Linked DNA regions of Homo sapiens: region 2 is linked to region 1. A link is a loop called in an ENCODE intact Hi-C map of the cell type or tissue named here. Cell type or tissue: HepG2. All regions are shown on one strand. Each heading gives the region's core, and the rest is flanking DNA. Links, peaks and the distances in the headings are about the cores only.

Region 1 (9,965 bases), core at 737-8,736:
AGGCGGCCCAGCCTTTGATATTTAAGCCAGGCCAGCGCCCGGGTGAAACTACCTGTTGGGGGATTCTGCCGCCTGGAACCCTTCTTCTTCTGCGCAATACTGGCAGCAGTGGGATGGCTCTGGGGGTGCCACGCGAAGAGAGAGGGCGGAAGAGCCGGGAGCAGCGGACAGTCAGCTGCATGTGGCAGTGCCTAGCGAGCTGCTCCCGCGCCTCTGCTCGCTCTTTGAAAACTGGAAACAGCCCCCTGTGCTCTGTGCTGGGCCCCTGGCTGCGGAGATGGGCCCAAACTCGGCACGATTCTCTAAGTTCGGAAACCACGAAGCTTGCGCCTTCATGCGTGTCTAACATTAAAAACAAAAAAACCTCCTGGCGGCTTCCTGGGCTCCCGCCCCCACCTTGCGCTCCAACACCCGGCACTTTTCCCTGTACCGAAATTCACTTTACTACTTCTTGAAATTCGGAAAACTCCACCGACGCTTGGACTCGCTGCAACCCAGGGGCTGCCTAAAGCTCTCGCACGAGTTGCTTGAGGGAAATCACTCTCTGCTCTTGCGAGCAAACAGATCTCTGTATTTTTAAACAATCTAACTGAATGGGGGAGCGAAGCTAGCGAGGACAATTTGAGCAGTCTTTGTAGCCTGTTGGGAGAATTTTTGGAAGCTAGCGGGGTGGGGGTTTGGTCTCGCATGCGAACCTGTGGGAAGGACAGTTCAGGCTGGGCCCTGGGGCTGGAAGTCTCATTTGAGGAGCACACGGTCCCGAGAATGGCACGTATTTAACAACCTTCTTTAGGGCAAACTCTGCAACGGAGCCCGCCCGACATTAAATTTAGGGGGTGTGGAAGCGTAGACTGGGTTCAACCGGGAAATTTTCCCCGAGACGCCAAAGGCATTCCGCGTTATGTTTCCCATGCGGGTTTCTGCTTTTTGATAGCGAACCCCACTCCGTTTTGGGAGCAGCGAAATTTTGGAGAGCCCCAAAGCAGGGCTCGTTTGGGGTCCAAAGGGAAGAAAAGACTTGATCTGTGGCTGGGGAACAGCGGCACTTTATTTCCTGGGGCATGCACTTACATTCCCTACGGCCACAAAGCACCCAGCTGAAAACGAAATGTGGGCAAATATTAGGTAACTACGGAGAAGGAGGGAAGTTAGCCTCATCTTGTTTAGGATACTCGCTTTAACAGCGAGGACTGATGGGCTATGCGGAAAAAAGAATTTATTAGTGACAATTTCTTGCATAGGGATGAGAGTTGAGACTTCGAGCTAAAAGACGGCTCAGAACGCTTCCCGCGCGGCAGTCCCCCGCCTCCCTTAAAAAAAGTCATCCTGTCAATATTGGCTCTTAAGTCACACCCCCATTACCGGTCCACAGTGGCATTTCCCTTCCCCGTGTGCCCCTTTCTATACCCACTCATCTGGGCTTTGGATTGCCCATGATCTCTCCCTGCCTGGAAAAACTCGTGCAAACTTGCCCTTCACCAGGCACGCACGCACGGGTGGGCTTTCCCCAGGAGGGTCGTTTGGCGGCCCCGGGGACCCTCCTGGGCCTGGGAAACCCGGAGTATTTTCCAGCGCTCAGCCTCGGTGCCTCTGTATTATTTCGGTTCAGTCCCAGGGGCCCCGACCCAAGGATAATAAACAATGCCGCTTATTAGAGATACAAACGGGCACAGAAAAGAACCACACGGAAAAGCAAAGCACAGAGGCATTTTAACAAGTGGTTAGGCATTCAGGGCAGCCTGCGAAAGTGACGCAAAATTAAAAACGAAGGGCGTTTCTCTAAGAAAAAAACAGACTTTCACAGAATGCAGATTTTGTTAAAACATGATGGTTGGAACTACGTTTAGTTTGGTTTTGCCTCTGGAGATCAGTCGGAGTTGTTGCTACCTGCCCTTGCCTCGCTGCAAATCGCCACCCCCGCTGCCCCCAATTCCTATAGGGCGAAAGACCTGGGTGGGGTGGGGGGGGAAGTTGGGGGTCTTCTAGCTGTTGGCATGCTCTGATACCGTTATTCCAGATCTCTCAAGAATTGAAAACACGACCTCCTCTTTAGGGAGGGACAACAGGGGCTTTAGGGGGAGATGTATAATATCAGGCGCTGCCAGATGATTCAGAGATACAAAAAAAATTCCTCTTTCTTTTTAAAATGTAAATGCAGATACCTTATGGGCGCTGATCGTGAGAGTGGGGGCTAGGGATTCCTCCCTGGGTGCGGGTGTAACCAATTTCTGGTCTGCCGATGGCCTTGGGAAAGGGCCTCCCATCTGCTTCCAACAACCCCCTTACAATGTCAGAAAATCTTCCTGCCTGCAAATATTGGCACAAAGCTGTTTCGACAGGCGGTGCTGCTTTAAATAGGAAGGAGACCGCGGGGCAAAAGAAAGTCGCGACCTTTCTACCCACTAGACTACCTGCCTCCTATCCCCCAAAGGCCAAGCTTTGGCAAAGGAGACTCGGAGGGAAATCTCCCGTTCTGAGTGGCGTAGGAAATGAATCAGCTGTGTGTTCCAGGAACAAATCTTTAGTTGGTTTTCAGGAGTTGGAGTGCATAAAAAATAGGTATCCCCAGACTAGCTGCTAAGCAGGGAGAGGATCATGTTTGGGCATCTGCACCTCCTATGGTCCAGTCTCCCCACTTTTTTTGGTTGTTGTTAAGATAAAGTTTATGCTGGAAGAAACTTCAGAGGTGCTTTAGCCCAATTCTCTTGGGCAGTGGGTTCCTTCTGACTTTGCCGAAAGTAATTTGTCCAAAGGGCAGCTCTGCTCCTGGATCTGCCTAGGGAGGCCTGGTCTCAACAGCGCCAGCCCTGTGCCCCATACAGAACTCTCATCCTAGGGAGCTGGGCTAGGGCTGGCTGTGTCCGGGCCAGGGATGCCTGGACCTTGAATCACACCCCTTCTGCCTACCAAGGGCATCTCCCCTGTCAGGAAATGATCGTGGTGCCAACTGCACTCAAGGAACACCTCAAACCTTCTTTTCTCACCTCCCATCCTACGCTGATGGCCCTATACTGTTCACACATTGTTTCCTGATTTAATTTCTGTACTTGCTTTAGAACTTATTCAGCTATCTCCAGCCCTTTCTGTCTATCCTAGATGACAACTTCTCCTAGAAAGAGTTTCTGTCTGATGAACTCAAACTTAAGAAGCCTCCCTTGCAAAGACTGTGACTGAATTTTAGAAGGTATCTCAGGCATTTTGGGTGGTGAGCATGTTGTCCTGTCCTTCTCACCATTTTTCAAATCAAGTGGCTTGTGTCTCATTGCTTTACAGATAAAGAAACTGAGGCACAGATTCCTTCCTATGCAGGCCTTTGAAAAGCAGCTACTATGTTTACATAGATTCCAAGGGACTTGACTTACTAAAAGGCATACATGGATCTGAGAGCAGAGTGTGCCACAGACCCCGGGTCTCTTGATTTGAGGTCCCATTTGCCCACAGTTCTGACGGAAGTATATAGCTAACAATAAACTACTGTTGAGTGAGCATCAACTGTGCACCAGACCACGTACCATGCCAGATATGTTACATAAGTCATCTTTGCAGCAACGCTAAAGAGCATCATTAACCCCAATAAAATTTTAAAAATAAAATCATAAAAGGAACACATGCGTAAATCCAGATACTTCAAATAATAGAAAACAGCATAAAATGAAAGTAAAAGTCTCCTACCCTGCTCCGTCTCCTGGAATTACACTGATTTTTTCATTTTTTTTTGGTGATGTATTTGTATATATAATAGATGTTATCATTATTTTATGAGTGTGGAGTTGGGAGGCTCACCACCAAGATAACAAACCATGGCTACCTGTCTCCGGGCTCAGCACTTCCCGGTACTCTACATTAGCTAAGATGAACGTGGAAATAAAGAAGTGAGCGAGGCCACAGGTAAAAAGAAGAGTCGGGTCAGAATTGACATCACCGCTTCTTTTGCACTGTTCCTCCTGCCCCTGCCTGGCTCCTGAGACCACAGGCTCCCTCAGTGTATGTAATCTGATGATCTTCTATGGTGGCTGCATTTCTTCCAGGCCTTGGTGCAATTGGACAAGCAAGTGTTTCCATGCTCTGTCACCCGGGCCCTCAGTGCTGTTTCTACGCTGTACTAGGTCTGGTCCTGAGGCAAGCCTCTAAGCTTTAGATTTCACTGCTTATCTCTCAGCGTTGTTGAGAGGCTCCAATAACAGACAGGGAAAGGACTGTGTAAACTTGGAATCTCTCTATGTAAACATACAGCTGCTTTTCAAAGGCCTGCATAGGAAGGACCCTGTAGCCTTTCCCTCTGGAACAGAGGAGTTTCAGGAGTCTTTGTGAAAGAGTACGTTTTTGACATCTGAGGGTTTGCATTGTGTCCGTTTGTGTCTATAGGGGCAGGGTTAGGAGTATGTCTTAAAGTAGAAGAGGATGCTCATTTATTACTGAATCTTTGGAATCAGGAGACTTTGGCAAGGGTCAAGTGGATTTCTTTCTGCTGGAGGGCACACAGAGGCAAGCTGGTGGGGTTACAAGGAGGCAGTTATCCTGCTTGGGGTGCACCATGGGTTGGTGAGAATGGCAGAGGTATGGTGAAGGTGCTGCAGCCTGTCCCTTTGGGTAGGTAGCTACTACCAAAGGCTGTCCTTAGACTGTAGGGGCAGACAGAGGGTGGTGAGGGATAGGTCCAGGCCGCGTGAGCTTCCCAGACATGTTATTTAATTTGTGATTGTTTTTGTGCGTGGAAAGGGGAGGGATATTAGAGGATAGATGTGACAGTTCTTCTGGGAAGCTGGTCCTGTTCTATAGGGTTCTTCATTCAGGAAGAATAGCCAAAAACATCCTGAGTTCAGAGGCCTGCAAGTGAGAACAAATGGTGGACCACTGCTAGGGTGTCCTTGGCAGAGCGGGGGAGCTCCTGGAGAGGGGTCTCTGAACTGCTGCATCCCTGCACCCTGAGAATCTGAGCATGAGGAGGAAGCAGAAAATGGCTTTAAGGCGAATGAAGGGGGCTGGGGAGTGGGCTGGTTCCAATGAGAGAAACTGAAAGGAGGGAAGTCAGATTTTTCTTGACGGCCCAGTCTGGCTTCATTCTTCAATACCTGTCAGGACAAAGGCTGCTGCGCCCCCTGGTGTCCGACTGGCCGCCGATGCCTGCGAGCTGACGTGGAGACCCGCAGGCGGTGAGACCCGGGGACCAGCTGGAGGAGTCCACGGGTCAGATGCCTTTTCTTCCATTTGCTAAGGGAGTTGAAGTTGAAATAGCCGTTGCTTTGTCCGTTCTAGAGTCCAAATAGAGACTCTAGTGGAGAGCGAGAGGGGTTTTGTCTTTTTTTTTTTTTTTTTTTGCATGCAATTGAGGCTGACAGGACAATGCCTGTTTAGAAGTAGCCTGGTGCAGTGGAAAGTACGCTCATCTGAAAGAAAAGACCTGCATTTTAGGTGGAGAGCTGATCTGGGGCAAATCACTTAAAATGTTCCAACCTCCCCTTCCTTCTCTAAAAACCAAAGGGGTTACAGTAAGATGTCTGTAAGGTGTTGTCTGAACTCTAATGTTGATTGGGATTGATTAAATCACTAATACACCGCACCCTATTTTCTCAGAGCCTTGCAAATTTGACATTATTTTTTCAATCTACAGGCAGGTGCAAATGTTATGTTTCAGCATCATGAGTTCCCTAATTGTGAGCAAAGATTTTAGTGTCTCCTTTCCTTTTAAAAATAAAAAAATAGCTCTTTTGAGCACAGAACCTCCCTCACCACCACCTTTTGTGGAGCCTCCTGCAAGAAAGCTGCAGAGTGAACAGGGCTTCAGTCTCTGCTCTGTTTCTTTTAAAAATAAAGTACTAAAGTATTGTGCTGGAAATTCTGCTACTAAGTGTTACATGTGGTAGGTGTGAATATATGCTTCAATAGTTCCAGGCACAAGACCAAAATCTTCCCCAGAATTAGCAGAGTTTTCAGCTATAATCTGGCTAACATTTTTCTACAAATAGGTACAAAGACCAATTTGAGAGTACGGTCTCTCTAAGGGGCTACATGGTTGGGTTTCCATTGAAATTTAGGGCCATCCCTTGTACAGTCAGGTGAATTTTTAAGTGGGATCAGCCCTGGGGAATAATTATGTAGTCGCTGAGGGTTTTTCTCTCCTAAAATCTCCAAATCTAGTTTCTGAGGTGAGCAGTCAGTTATACCTCATGGCAATTTTTTCCTTCAGCATTGCATTTAAATGGTTATCTCTATGTAATGGGTACTCTGTGTGTGTGTGTGTGTGTGTGTGTGTGTGTGTGTGTAGAAATGGATTGTCCCGTGAAGGATCACTTGAACAGCAACCTTAGCTTTACAGATGTGAAGGGAGTGTGTAGCCCTTGTCCTGTTGTGAACACTGTCACTATTCCTTGTGCGGCAGGGGAGGAGCAGGTCTCTCTAAATGAGAGAAGCGAACCAGAGGAAGAACAGCAGCACAAATGAGATGACCTATAGCAACCGACCCCTGCTTCAGGGATGGGGAGATGCTGTGTGTGTGTGAGCATGTTTGGGTTGGAGTAAGCACAGTGACTTGGAACACTGCACCCCTCCCCAAAGGGAAAAGCTGTGTTACAGGCTGAACTGTGCCACTCCAAAATCACCCTTGATACCTCAGAATGTGACTGTATTTGGAGATAGGGCCTTTAAGGGGGTACTTAAGTTATTATGAAGTGGGCCCTAATCCAGTATGACTGGTGGAGTCCCTGTAAGAAGTGATTAGGACACAGACATGTATAGAGGGAAGACCATATGAAGACGGAGTAGGTAGCCATCTACAAAGAAAGAGGCCTCGGAAGAAACCAACCCTGCTGACAACTTGATCTCAGACTTGAGCCCCTAGAATTGTGAGAAAATAAATTTCTGCTGTTTAAGCCACCCAATCTGCAGTATTTTGTAATGGCAAGCGCAGCAAACCAATACAACAAGATGATACTCTGCACCAGCCCATTATGTACAGCCATTTGGAGATGCAGACCCAGGGTTACCAGATTCTCTATTTGAAGAATCTTTTGCTTTTTAAATATTGGCAGCAGGGCTGGCTTCCTGGGTGTGTGTCCTTTGCAGTCACACGGGATCCCATACTTAGAAGTGCCCCACGTTGGCTTAAATACCCTGCTTGCCTGGCCGGCTGCAGTGGCTCACGCCTGTAATCCCAACACTCTGGGAGGCCGAGGCAGGTGGATCACAAGGTCAGGAGTTCGAGACCATCCTGCCTAACACGGTGAAACCCTGTCTCTACTAAAAATACAAAGAAATTAGCCAGTCGTGGTGGCGGGTGCCTGTAGTCCCAGCTACTCCGGAGGCTGAGGCAGGAGAATGGCATGAACCCGGGAGGCGGAGCTTGCAGTGAGCTGAGATCACGCCACTGCACTGCAGCCTGGGTGACAGAGCGAGACTCCGCCTCAAACAAACAAACAAATAAAAAAAAAAAAAAAAGGCCAATTTGCAATTCTTAAACTTTCAACAACGGGCTTGCATTTTTGCATTGCACTGGTCCCTCACAAACTGTGTGGCCAGTGCTAGCTGACAACTAGTACACGTTTTAAATAATGTGCATATTAAGATTATGGGGTCCCAAACAAAATATGCCTGAGGCTGGGGCAGCGTGAGACACTAGTACGCACTTTTTGTCACTAACTGGATTAAAACTTCCCATTCTCTGGTAGTCACTAGGAGGGAACTTATGGATCCCAGAGGTTTTCTTGAAGTGGGAAAAAGAAAGGCACAGATACTCCCCAGGATGTTATTTCCCAAGATTCCACATGAGCTAGTGTGGCTCGGACCAAGATTTTCTTTTCCCAGGGATGGATACTGAGGATTTCACAATAAGAATATCTTGAGAAAAGGCCCCACACGAGGAACTAGTGTTTGGGGTTGAGGGCTAAGTTTAGCCCTGCATGTGGCTGATGCTGGTGGGCTTTGGGAAGCTGGAGCTGAATATGCTACCCAGAATGGTCAGCAAGGCCCTGAGGGGCAGTGCAGCCCCGTGTAAAAACAGCACCGAGACAGAGCAAGAAACAACAGTGAGAGCAGGACTGATTTCGTCTCCTGTTTTTTGCCTGGGGTTTACGAGCAGGACTCCTCTCTTGCACTCCACCAGTTTCAGGATTATTAAGGGGTCCTCAGCTGGGGTGAGTTAGGAGGGCTGAGCTGGAGAGTAAAACTGGATGGTCTGAGGGTCTGGGTGATCCTGAGCACTTAATTATGAATAATGATACACTTCAGTTTTATAGTGCATGCCATACCAGTGGATTCTAATTTGGAAGGGAAACTTTTGCTCTTGCTGAAAGGAATGTCAGTCACCGGTGAGTGGTCATGGGGCTGTTATGGGGAGATCCTGTTTTTAAGGATATACACTGATTTATAGAAGCTCACTGAAAATATTATAGCGGAATGTTTGGTCAGGAGGTCTGCTTTTCTAGTTCTATTTCTGCTCAGTACTGGCTAACTGAAGAGTGTAAATTTTAAAAGAAGTAATTTCTTATGCACACTGTGCAAAATCCCTCAGGGGAATGAGTGAAAGACTGTTTGAAATGCTCTGAATTTCTTGGAAAAGAGTTGCTGTATAAATTAATATAGGGCCTTCTTTTTCATTGCAGGTCTGCAGGACACACCAAAGAACTCCTCCAAGTCACACAAGGGAGAAAATTAACTTCATTGGCTTCTATCAGGAAAGCTATTTTTTTTTTCCTCTTCTTTCCTGCAAGTTTCCCAAACCCCATGACTCTGATTTCCAGGTCAGAGACTAAGGTTTTATTTTTCTTACTCTGTATACTTTATATGTGGAGAGTCCCTGAAGGAACACTGTGATGGGCTGATTACTGTGAGCCAGTTGTGGGCCAGACCTGGCCTCAGGTGCTGCAAAGGGAATTCAGTCACCCCTGTGCAGTGATCTGTGAGCCCCAAGTCAGATCCAACTTTTTCCTGATAGACAGCACCCTCCTCCTCCCTACCAAGAAATAGCAGGGTTGGAGGTAGTGACCCAATATTCAAGAGGTTTGAAATTCTACATGAGATATTTCTGAGTTAACTCCTAAATAGCAGTTTCCTTAATCATGTGGAAAATAAGAACACTTACTAAAGAGACCATTGGTTTAAGAGAAATGGAAACTTATGTCCACGTAAAAACCTGTAAATGAATGTTCACAGCAGCCTTTTCATAATAGCCAAAAAGGGAAAGCAATCCACACGTCCATCAACCAATGAATGGATAAACTTAACGTGGGATATACGTGTAATGGAATGCTATTTGGTGAAGAAAGAAATGAAATATTAATACATGCGTTAACAAGGATGGACCTTAAAATATCATGCTAAGTAAGAGAAGCCTGTCACAAAAGAATATGTATTGTACCATTCTACTTATATGAAATTCCTAGAATAGGCAATTCTATAGGGACAGAAACTAGACTAGTGATTGGCTAGAGCTTGGGGAGAGTTTGGGGAGCCTGGAGGATGACAGCAAAGTGGTGCAGAGTTTCTTTTTAGGTTGATTAAATGTTGTAAAATTAATTGTAGTGATGGTTGTGCAACTTTGTGATTTTGTTAAAAACCATTGCATTTTGCCCTTTAAATGGATGAATTGCACAATGTGTGAATTAGACATAAGTTTATTTACATAATTAATATCTATTTATTGATATATAACTCATATATCAATAAATATATACTATATAAAATAATTTTATATTTATATAAAATGTGAATTATATATAAATACATAAATAAAACTGCTAAAAACTAAAAAATATATACTTTAAAAAAAGGCTGTTCGTTTCTTTCACATTTTCTGAGCACAATCACTTTGGGATAAATGTGTCCAGGCTTAAAAAGCCAGATTTTATGGGCTAACTAAAATGGAAATGTGAAAAACTGTGTTTTTTTCCATAGGAGGAGAGAGTCTGATTTGCAGGTACGTGCATACCCACAGCAGTCATACTTGTAATTCTTGGAAACTTTGCTGAAAG
Region 2 (9,965 bases), core at 937-8,936, 280 kb before region 1:
TACAGCTAACCCAAAAACAGGCAATGGAGAATGATGTTAATTTAAACTTCTGCCTTATTAAGTAACAAAACCCAGAAATAATGTGATCAAAGCCAAAAGACACAAACTTCTGCCATCTTTCTTGAGATAAAAGCAGTAAAACACCCATTAAATGAAGGAGGCTTGGACACTTAATAAAAATAGCTAATTAAGTGTTGGAGTAACTTAGCATTTTGCCTCATGAGTCCTGCAATACTCAAGACTAGCCTGTATCCCTTCCAATCTCACTCCTTCCTGCTGTGGTTCAGGCCATCACATAATTCTTTTTTCGTTCCCTTCATTATGTGCCAGACTGTTGTATGTACTGGGAGTACAAAAGTCAACAGTAGACCAGATTCTGGCTCTAGAGCAGCTTATACTAGTAGTAGTGGATTTGGTGAGCAGGACAGAACAAGCAGGTGTTAAATTCTTAGACAAAATAAATCAGCATAAGAAGAATGAATGGGGGTGGGAGGAGACAGGAGCTGCGTCTTGGCCATCTCATCAAAACCCTGAAATGCCCATAACCCCTCTCTTTTTGTGTGTCCTGTTACAGAGTCTATTTTTCAGTGGTGTGGGTGAATTCAGTGCTATACAAGTTTTCTTCTCTCCTCCTCCTCCTCTTCTTTTTCTTCTAGTCTGCAAAATTTTTGAAAGTGCCTACAATACGCCAAGTATACAAAAAATAAAAGAGGCCCAGTGCTCAACCAATGAGGGCCCACCATCTGGCTATGAAGGCAGAAGTTCACATCAATAACCCTGATCAGGATAAAGCTGTAGTTTCCTAACTTTGCCAGGTGACAGAGCTATGAGCGGTGAGTTTAAACTGCAGATGCCTGGAATCCACTCCAGATCCTGCCGAAATGAAGTAGTGTAGAGTGGGAGGGGGACAGAAACACTGGAATTTTAATCAACCCCCCCATTAATTTCAACGTATAACAAAAGTTGAGACAAAGATTGAGATCTACAGTATCAAGGAAAACACACTGGACTTAAAGGGCAGAAGTTACTAAAGCTCCTTAGGACAGACCCGCAGCCTTATTAGGTTTGGGATTCTGAGCTTAGAATAGTAGCTAGGCCCAGGTGCAACTCATTCAATGGAAACATTAATGAAAGAAGATATAAGTTCTAATCCAGAATAAATCTGGTCCAGGTTCCTGTATAATAAAAGAAATAGTATCACCTCTGATTAGTCTTGTGTAATTTAAATGAAATAAAATAAAATATGAAAGAACTATTATTGTATTTTGCACATAATAGATGTTCTGAAATCGACGGTTTTCACTAGCCTTGGCTTCTTTCTATAGATCTAGATCATTGTGATAAATGCTGCAGTGGGATTTGAATTTCACTCCAACTTTCCTTCAGTTTTTTTTTTTTTTTCCTATGAGCAGGAAAATATTTAAGAGAAAAGCATCCTTATTTCCCATTTTTCTTGCTAGTCAATACTAATGGATGGATTTTTTTTCTTTTGCCTCCAGCCAATTTGATGAGAAAAGCACAGATAACACTCATCACTAGAAGCTGACTATATACACACTGGTAGCCAGGAAAATCCTAGAAACATGGGCTAGATGGACTTTTCAGGATCAACTGACTCAACCCTTCTGTATTTTACATCACAAACCTGGGGGCCAGAGAAGGCAAGTAATTTGTCCACGGTCACAAAGCCAGCTAATGGCAGAGCTAAGACAAATACCTAATGAAATGATGATTTTCAGATTTTCTCTCTGTGGTCTTGCACCCCAAGGATCATGAAGGAGATAGGGAGTGGGTGAAAAGAGTGGCGGGGTCCCTCCAGTCTTACTTCAACTAGAGAAAGTCAGCTTTTTATCTCTTTTGTATAGTTAAATGTCCTCAGTATAATTTCATTTGAAGACACAATTTTACCACTAAAGAGAATTGAAAAACCCTGCACTATACCACCCTGGAGTTTTTGTCACAGGTTGTATTATTTGTTTCCTTCCTACTACCTAACTCATTGCAACCATTATAAGAAAGCAATAAAACAATTGTACGCATGGTGCTTGGAGCCTAGAGTTTCCATGTTATCTTCCATCCAAATGTCCTTCTTGCCTAAAATAAGATCAAAACATCACGAAGCTTTCACTGAACATGTACAAGAGAACAAATTAATACAAGAGACCCCATAGGTTTAAGATTCCAAGTGCTTAGGAGATAGTGAAAACCAAATAAGGGAAGTCTTCTCAAATATAGTGTTGTAGATTTGGAAATAATTAATTAGCTCTTCATTATTAGAAAAGTATTTCAAATCTGCTTATGGTTAGAAGGTTAAGTCTTAAGGTTCCCCTTAAGACTTTTTAACCAAGATAAGTAAAATGTCTAGCTAGGATTAAAGGTAGATGTGCCAGGGGCTGCTACTTGCTTACCCAATGGCCATTCTCTCCTTGTGAACAAACATCAGTTTTACTAAAGGAGGAAATGGGCTTATCCAAATATGTATCCAACCTCCCTTGCAGTTGGGGGATGTCACGTGACCGTATTATGAGTAATGTGATAGGAGTATAAATGAGAGAAGGACTCCCGAAATATCTCTTAAAACAAAAATTGGCACATTTATTTTTGCCTTTTACTCACCCAGTTTTTCCTGTGTGAACATGGACATGATTGCTGGCATACCAGCAGTCACCTTGAGAGCAGGAGGATAGGAGTTATGCCCTAGGGCTGGGCGTGGTGGCTCACACCTGTAATCCCAGCACTTTGGGAGGACAAGGCAGGTGGATCACTTGAACCCAGGAGTTCAAGACCAGCCTAGGCAACATGATGAAACCCTGTCTCTAAAAGAAAGGCAAAAATTAGTGGGGTATGGTGGCACAAGCCTGTAGTCCCAGCTACTTGGGAGGCTGAGGTGGGAGGGTCACTTGAACTTGAGCCAGGGAGATCTGATTGTGCCACTGCACTCCAGCTTGAACAACAGCGCAAGACCCTGTCACGAAAAAAAAAAAAAAGTTGTACAAATGGAGGAGCACAAAGCTAGAAAGGCCTTAAGTCTTTCACGGCCTCAGCCTGAGTGCCCATCTCCAAATGTGTTTTACATGAGACAAAAATAAACCCCTAATGTCTTCAAGCCACCATTTTGTCATTGTGGCTGTTGTTTGTTTTGCTTTCTAAGATTTGTTACTAGCAACCAAACAGAATTCATAGCTTCGTAGGCAAACCGAAGTACTATAAATGAAGCTAAGCTTAAAAGCATTTCCTATGTAACAGGAAGCATTACCTGCCAAAAATCTGCCCAAGAAAGCTTGTTCAGGTGAGACTTCCTGACTTTTTTATGTTTTTCCAGCACTGAAATGTTGGAAAGTGCACATGAACAGTAAAGTACATGGGCAGCTATCCAAAGAGAATCATTGTATGTTTACCCAGCACCATACAATGAACAGTGCTGGATACGTGTTGTCCATGTGTCTATATTCCTAGGACTCAACTGAATAAAAGAAAGAGAAAATTCAAATCGTTTTCAAGACAGACTTATGTGGCCATTTAGGCCACACCACTAACTTTGACAAGACCATTTTCAGACTTGCCATATGACTGTAGTATTAAATGACATCCATATTTACCACCCCTTTGCTTAGCCTCTGTATCAGTTCTCTTAGGCAATGTAGACTAAAAAGCATAAAACCACTGAGTCTCAAGTAGGGCTTCCAAAGCCATGACGAAGCATAGGAAGTGTGCATTGAACACATTTGTATACGTGTCAGGTATAGAGAACAGCAGAGTCAAACAGAGCATGCCTTTTGAAGTCCTGAAGTTGACTAATGAGCTGGGTAGAAAATGGCATTGCGAATGTTTCCCTCTGGCCTCTGCAAGACGGAGGCAAGCAGCCACCCTCAGGATATCTGCTCAGCAAGGCACTGGGAAGATCACTGGGGAGCTCAGAGGCACTCAGATACAGTTATCAGCAGACACAGCAGCAAACTGGAGAGCCAAGAGTGTGGTCATCTAAATGCCAGAAGCAGCCTGCCTCAAAGACCTTCAGTGGAGACCCCAAATAGGAAGGACCAATAGTGGCCAATGATGCTGATGGACACATAAAAGATTGTGATTTACCTAGCGGCATTTTTAATTTCTATAGGCAGGCAACACTCTATACTTACATAATAAGACAGATTATAAAGTGTGTAATTGACAGATATACAATATATTCTATGAGTTAAGACTATACTGACAGACACAACAGATATACAATATATCCTGTGAGTTAACCACAGAAAGTGAGGCTTACAGAGATTAAATAAGTTGTCCAACATCATATAGCTCATAAGTGGCAGCCAATATTCAAACTCAAGCCTGTCTGCCTCTAAAGCCCATACCAATAAATCCTATACCATGTAAGCTCTCTAAGAGGAAGACCTTCCCAAAGTTAGTGGCTAGGGGCCCTTACTGAAGAGTTGTAACTAAAGAAAGGGTCCTTTTGCTTCGATGAAAAGGTTGGTGCTAACCTTTTAAGTGGTGGTAAAAAGTGATGCACAGCATTGGAGTGTGGAAACGTCCTTGTGTTCTGAGAAGAACATGTGTTGTGTGTTGACTTCTCCAGTGGATGCATGAGGTATATGCGAACAGTGGGTTGGAAGACAGCCTGCAAAGCTTTAAACTCCAACCAAAGTAAATACATGCATCTTATTGGGGTTTTTTAGGGCAGTTGTGGCCATATATTAAAATTTGAACTTTGTGCTTCAGGAATGGGGAATAAGCACAGGGAAAGTAGAGGAAGCCATAATCTAGAAAAATAATGGAATTGCTTCATAGAGGGCACCACCAAAGCTTAACTATCTCTGTGATAGTGATAGTCAAGTGCATAATTTATTTCAGCTTATTGCAATGTTGAAAATACTTCATGAATCCCTTATTTCCATCTTCATGAATCTGCAAGGAATCTAAAGACTCTAAGTTGGAAAACAATGGGCCTGGGGAAATTCACTATGGGGAAAAGTGCAGAGGGAGAAATCACTATCACAGAGACAGTTAAGCTTTGGTGGTGCCCTATACCAAGCAATTCCATTATTTTTCTAGATTATGGCTTCCTCTACTCTCCAAAACCTGTGATTGTTCCCCATTCCTGAAGCATAAAGTCCAAATTTTAATACATAGCCACAGCTGCCCTAAAAAATCCAGTAAGAGCCGCTAGGTGCTGCTGTGGACTATGGGCCGCTGGGGTCGGTGAAGGATCCCAAGATGGCTGGGCAAAAACTTGCTCTAAAAATCATTGACTGGGTAACTTCTTGGGAGAGCATATCCCGAAACCAAAAGGCCATTGCTAATTCCCTGACATCCTGGAATGAGATTCTTACCTCCAGACTGGCTATTTTACCTGAGAATAAACCATCTATTGACTGGACTTACTACAAGGCCAGTGTGGCCAAGGCAGGCTTGGTGGATGACTTTGAGAAGAAGTTTAATGCCCTGAAGTTTCCTGTACCAGAGGATAAATACACTGCCCAAGTGGATGCTGAAGAAAAAGAAGATGTGAAAACTTGTGCTGAGTGGATGTCTCTCTCAAAGGCCAGGATTGGACAATATGAGAAACAGCTGGAGAAGATGAGGAACTTAATTCCATTTGATCAGACGACCACTGAGGACCTGAATGAAGCTTTCCCAGAAACCAAATGAGACAAGAGAAAGTATCCCTATTGGCCTCACCAACCAATCGAGAATTTATAAAGTTGAGTCCAGGAGGAAGTTCTGGCCCTTATATTACACATTCTGGACATTAAAAATAAAAATACTTATGTAGAAAAAATCCAATAAGATGCATTTATATACCTTGGTTGGAGTTTAAAGCTTGCTAGATATCTTCCCCCTCCCCCGACTGCCTTCATGTACCTCTTGTGTTTACTAGAGAAGTCAACACACAACACATTCTTCTCTGAACATAAGGACGCTTCCACACTCCAATGCTGTGCATCACTTTTTACCACCAACTAAAATGCCCTTCCTTGTCCCCACATGGCAAAATATTATCTGTTCTTAAAGGCCTAGCTCAAATGCCAACTCCTTCTAGAAGCTTCCTTCAGGCCTGATGCCCTACTTTACCTCCGCATTGCCCAAACTGAATTGCCCCAAGAGAATGTATTGCCCTTTCCCCTTTTCACTTTTTTTAGGTCTCTATTTGATACTGTATTGCTACTTCTTTCGCTTAAGTGTGTCTGTGAGCTAAGTACCATAATTTATTCATATATGAATCTCTAAAACTTTGCAAGTTTCTGATATATATTGAACCATGAAGATAGAATGCTTGAATAAATTTTTGTAATATATAAAAATTATATATATTTATTGAGTACAATATGATTTTTTTTTAAACAGAGTCTTGCTCTGTTGCCCAGGATGGAGTGCAATGGCGTGATCTCAGCTCACTGCAACCTCTGCCTCCTGGGTTCAATCGATTCTCATGCCTCAGCCTCCCAAGTAGCTGGGATTACAGGCATGTGCCACCATGCCCGACTAATTTTTGTATTTTTAGTAGAGAGAGAGTTTTGCTATGTTGGCCAGGCTGGTCTCGAACCCCTGGGATCAAGTGATCTGCCCTCCTTAGCCTCCCAAAGTGCTGAGGTTACAGGTGTAAGCCACCATGCACGCCCAATGTGATGATGTTTGGAAATAAGCATACACGTAGAACACTCAATCAAACTAACTTTTGATTGGCCAGGTGAATGTCTCGGGTATAACCAGTAATCCAGGTGCTCCCCTTTTGGCACTCACCATTCTGACCTTCGAGCACTGATTGCTGAACAGATGCTATGGTGTGATCTCATTCATTCCAACTTCAGCCAGCAAAAGGGTCTCCTGAATACTCGGTGGAAATGTGTCTTACTGTAACTTCTAACCCTTAGTCCAACTTGTGTTTCCTTGAGCCTAAGTTACATCAGTCTTCCATGTGATAGAAATTCAGTATTTTACACTAATGGATGACCCAATCCTTCCAGGTAAGCTTCAACAGTGTTATCAAGCTATCAACAGTGTTATCGAGTTCAGTTTTTCTTTATACTTATTGTGCCTACAGTAACTTTCACATTAGTTCTTCAGAGTAAAATAGAGCTTCCCAAAAATTGGGGGATGTCACAGCTTCATCTTTGCAACGAGAGTAGGAACTTGGTCAACCATTAGTGTTCAGGCTTCTGGTCACAGGTGTGTGGATTGGAGAGCATCTGCTTTTTCACAAAGAGCAGCTTAGACAATGGAGGCCTCACGGGAGACAATCATGTGTAAGGCTTTGTGTCGGGGCTAACTGACCAGTTCAGAGAAATAGAAGAGTCATCTAGGAAGGTTTCCTCAACTTCCCCTCATCAAGATATATTTAATACTCTAGATTATTCTCTGCTGTTTTTCCAGAAAAGAACTTAATGACTTTCTTCTTCCTTTTTCTTAAATTGGAAGCAAGAAATATACTACCTGAGCAATATGACCATACCATATTAGGCTGTGCTTGTTGGAATAAGGAGTGTCTACCTTTAAAAGTAAATCAATACGTGGTTTTAAAGGATGCCACAAGTTAAGCAACATAAATACTTACATTAAGCTTCAGTAATCATTTGGGATCCATCCGGGGGAGAACAGCACAACCAAAAACCTAAGTTTGCCTCTGCAGGAGAAGCTCCAAAAAGCTCAGGCTGGGTCTCAAACAGTGATTCTCAACTCTGCACATTTGATTCACCTGGGGAGCTGTTACCATTAGCCAGGCCCACTCCTTTATGAGATTCTAATGCGAAGCCAGTATTGAGAATCACTGGCATAGAAAGAAAATGGCGGCCTGTGGAAGTGGGGGTCACCAGAGAAGCTGGGAACCCCTCAGAAAGAGAGTCCCCAACATCAGCAGAGAGTAGCTAATTTTGCTCATTATCCAAGAGCCTCGGACCACTGTGCCTCTGGCCTCCTCGGGTGAATAAAACCCATATGTCCCTGGGTGACCAAGCCAGTCACCACCTGGTGGTGGCTCCAAGCCAAGCAGCACATTCCCTCTGCTGGCTTCTCCCTCATCAACTTCTTGGGCTGCCGGATTTCCTCAGAGGGAGCCTCAGGACACAAAACGAATGGGGAGGTCAAGGCAGCTGTGGTAATAATACCTCCCAATATTGTAGCCTTCCTTAACAATCATCTCCCACCCAAAACTGCACTCAGGAGGAGACAGAGCAGCCCAGTAATAATGATCACATTGATAATTAAGTATCTAAGTATCCGCTATGTGGCACCAAGCTAGATGCTTTATATATATTTTTGCAAAGGTATATTATCTCTATTAATGGGGATATCAGCGCTCAGAGTGGTTAACTTGCCCAAAAGGCTAGAACGAGCCCAAATCTATCTGGCTCTGTAACTCATGTCTTTCTATGCCATATTGCCAGTCCTTAACTCTTACCTTCTACAGAGTGTCATTATCTGATCCTGAAATTAAATGAAGTCAGCCCAAGAAAACACCTCGGGGACAGTGGAAAGGATGGGGCCAAGAGATTAGTGACTAGTGTCATTCATACTTCAATGTGTTAACCAGTGAGTGAGGAACCAGGCAGAGGGAGAGATCAGCTGGGATACTCTGGAGAACCAGAATTTGCATCCTATCAAGCACTAGGGAGGGAAGGGGAGAGGAGAGTGAAGAGGGGAGTGAGTGTTCAAAGCGATCAGATAAGGCCAAGGTAATTTAACACTATAAACTTTGCTTTTTCCCTCCTAAAACCTGCTCCTCCTCTCTGTTCCTGCCAAGGAAAACTCATTTAATTCTTGTAAGATTAACCAATAATCATGGGAATGCCAATAAGTCAAAGGCAGGGAATAGATTTCTAGTTTCATGGCTGCAACTTGAGAAGACTGATCAGGAAGTTGGTGAGAAAAAGAGGCAGAGAGGGAAGGAGGAGTGTGGTTTGGGGTCAAAGGTGTAATAAGAGGAAAAACAAACAAACAAACAAAAAATCCAAAGTTAAATTTTACTCTGTGCTGAGATTCCACTCTTTTTGGCCCTAGCCAGAAAAACAACCTTTGTCCCATGGCAGCCAACTGGAGGGCCAGCGCCTACATTTTAGGTTAAGCCAAGAAGTGAAAAACCTAACTTTTAGTTCGAGCGTGCAACATTCCCAAGATTGGGTTAAATTCTTCCCTGGTCTCCTCTTCTCTCATGCAAACAAGGGGAGGTGGGTGCTCGTGCTGACAGAAGTTGGGATTTCATCTCTCCCTGGAGACCATATCTGCACACTGCTTCTTAGGTCCCTCCTTTGGCATAATCAAAAGGCAACTGCAGGAAGCCAGTGGTCAGACGGACTTTCCCACAATACCAAGTTAGCACCATGTCAGGTCAGAAGAGTTCTCTGAAAGCCAATACAAACAGAGCCAGGCTTATTTCCCAGAGGGACATCCCCTTTTCTCGGGCAATGTGATATCCAGATTGTTTCTCAGATTGGCCGCTGCCCACACATCCAGGCTGGCAAGCCAAGCCCTAGGGTTGATTTTCAAATCTCCCCAAATGACAAGCCTCCTCCCTCAGCAGGGACTGAGAATGACGGTGATCTTGGGAATCAGAAAAGGGGAAACCCTCCCTGTCCTCTATCCCTCTATCCCTGTTGCGCAAAGAAAGAGAAAACTAATGCAGTGTGATGTGGAGGTGATGCCTGATGAAGGTGCACTGGAGGAAGGAAGGCTGGAATATGGTGCTAATCAGAGAGGAGTGTGAGAATTTTAAGAAGCTGATGTCTGTTTTTATCCCCTTGGAAGTTAGAACCTTAGGGGCACTAAGTGTGGCCTCAATCTATAGGGCTGCCCATAAATTCATCTATAAAAAGGTCAAGAGGAGAGAGATCCAAAACTGATCACGACAATGTCTAGCATCCTTTCTGGTCTACTACGTACCAGGCATAATTTTTTTCTTTCTTTTATTTATTTATTTATTTTTTTTTGAGACCAAGTTTTGCTCTAATTGCCCAGGCTGGAGTGCAATGGCC

Evidence for each region. Peaks named below come from ENCODE experiments on the same cell type or tissue, not always from the same donor. Only the 100,000 strongest peaks of a DNase experiment are listed, where the experiment ranks them.
Region 2: it touches region 1 in a loop (16-fold over the local background); 6 of 110 quality-filtered maps call a loop at or near these places.

The regions. Positions count from the first base shown.
Region 1 is chr9:14,348,555-14,358,519 of GRCh38, forward strand. It overlaps NFIB-AS1 (NFIB antisense RNA 1), which reads left to right. Exons shown (of 2, transcript NR_186536.1): 2 at 8,598-9,965. It also overlaps a transcript of NFIB not described here. Among named protein-coding and RNA genes, the nearest start is that of NFIB-AS1, 36 kb to the left of the region's middle. RefSeq lists enhancers at 248-747, 7,228-7,727. In HepG2, for the core only: a CTCF peak has its summit at 5,103 (motif pointing left); DNase peaks (open chromatin) are centred at 4,177 and 5,107; H3K27me3 peaks cover 3,971 bases.
Region 2 is chr9:14,063,718-14,073,682 of GRCh38, forward strand. It overlaps the pseudogene ATP5PDP3. Among named protein-coding and RNA genes, the nearest start is that of LINC00583, 140 kb to the left of the region's middle. In HepG2, for the core only: CTCF peaks have their summits at 5,169 and 7,962; no DNase peak of the experiment used is centred there.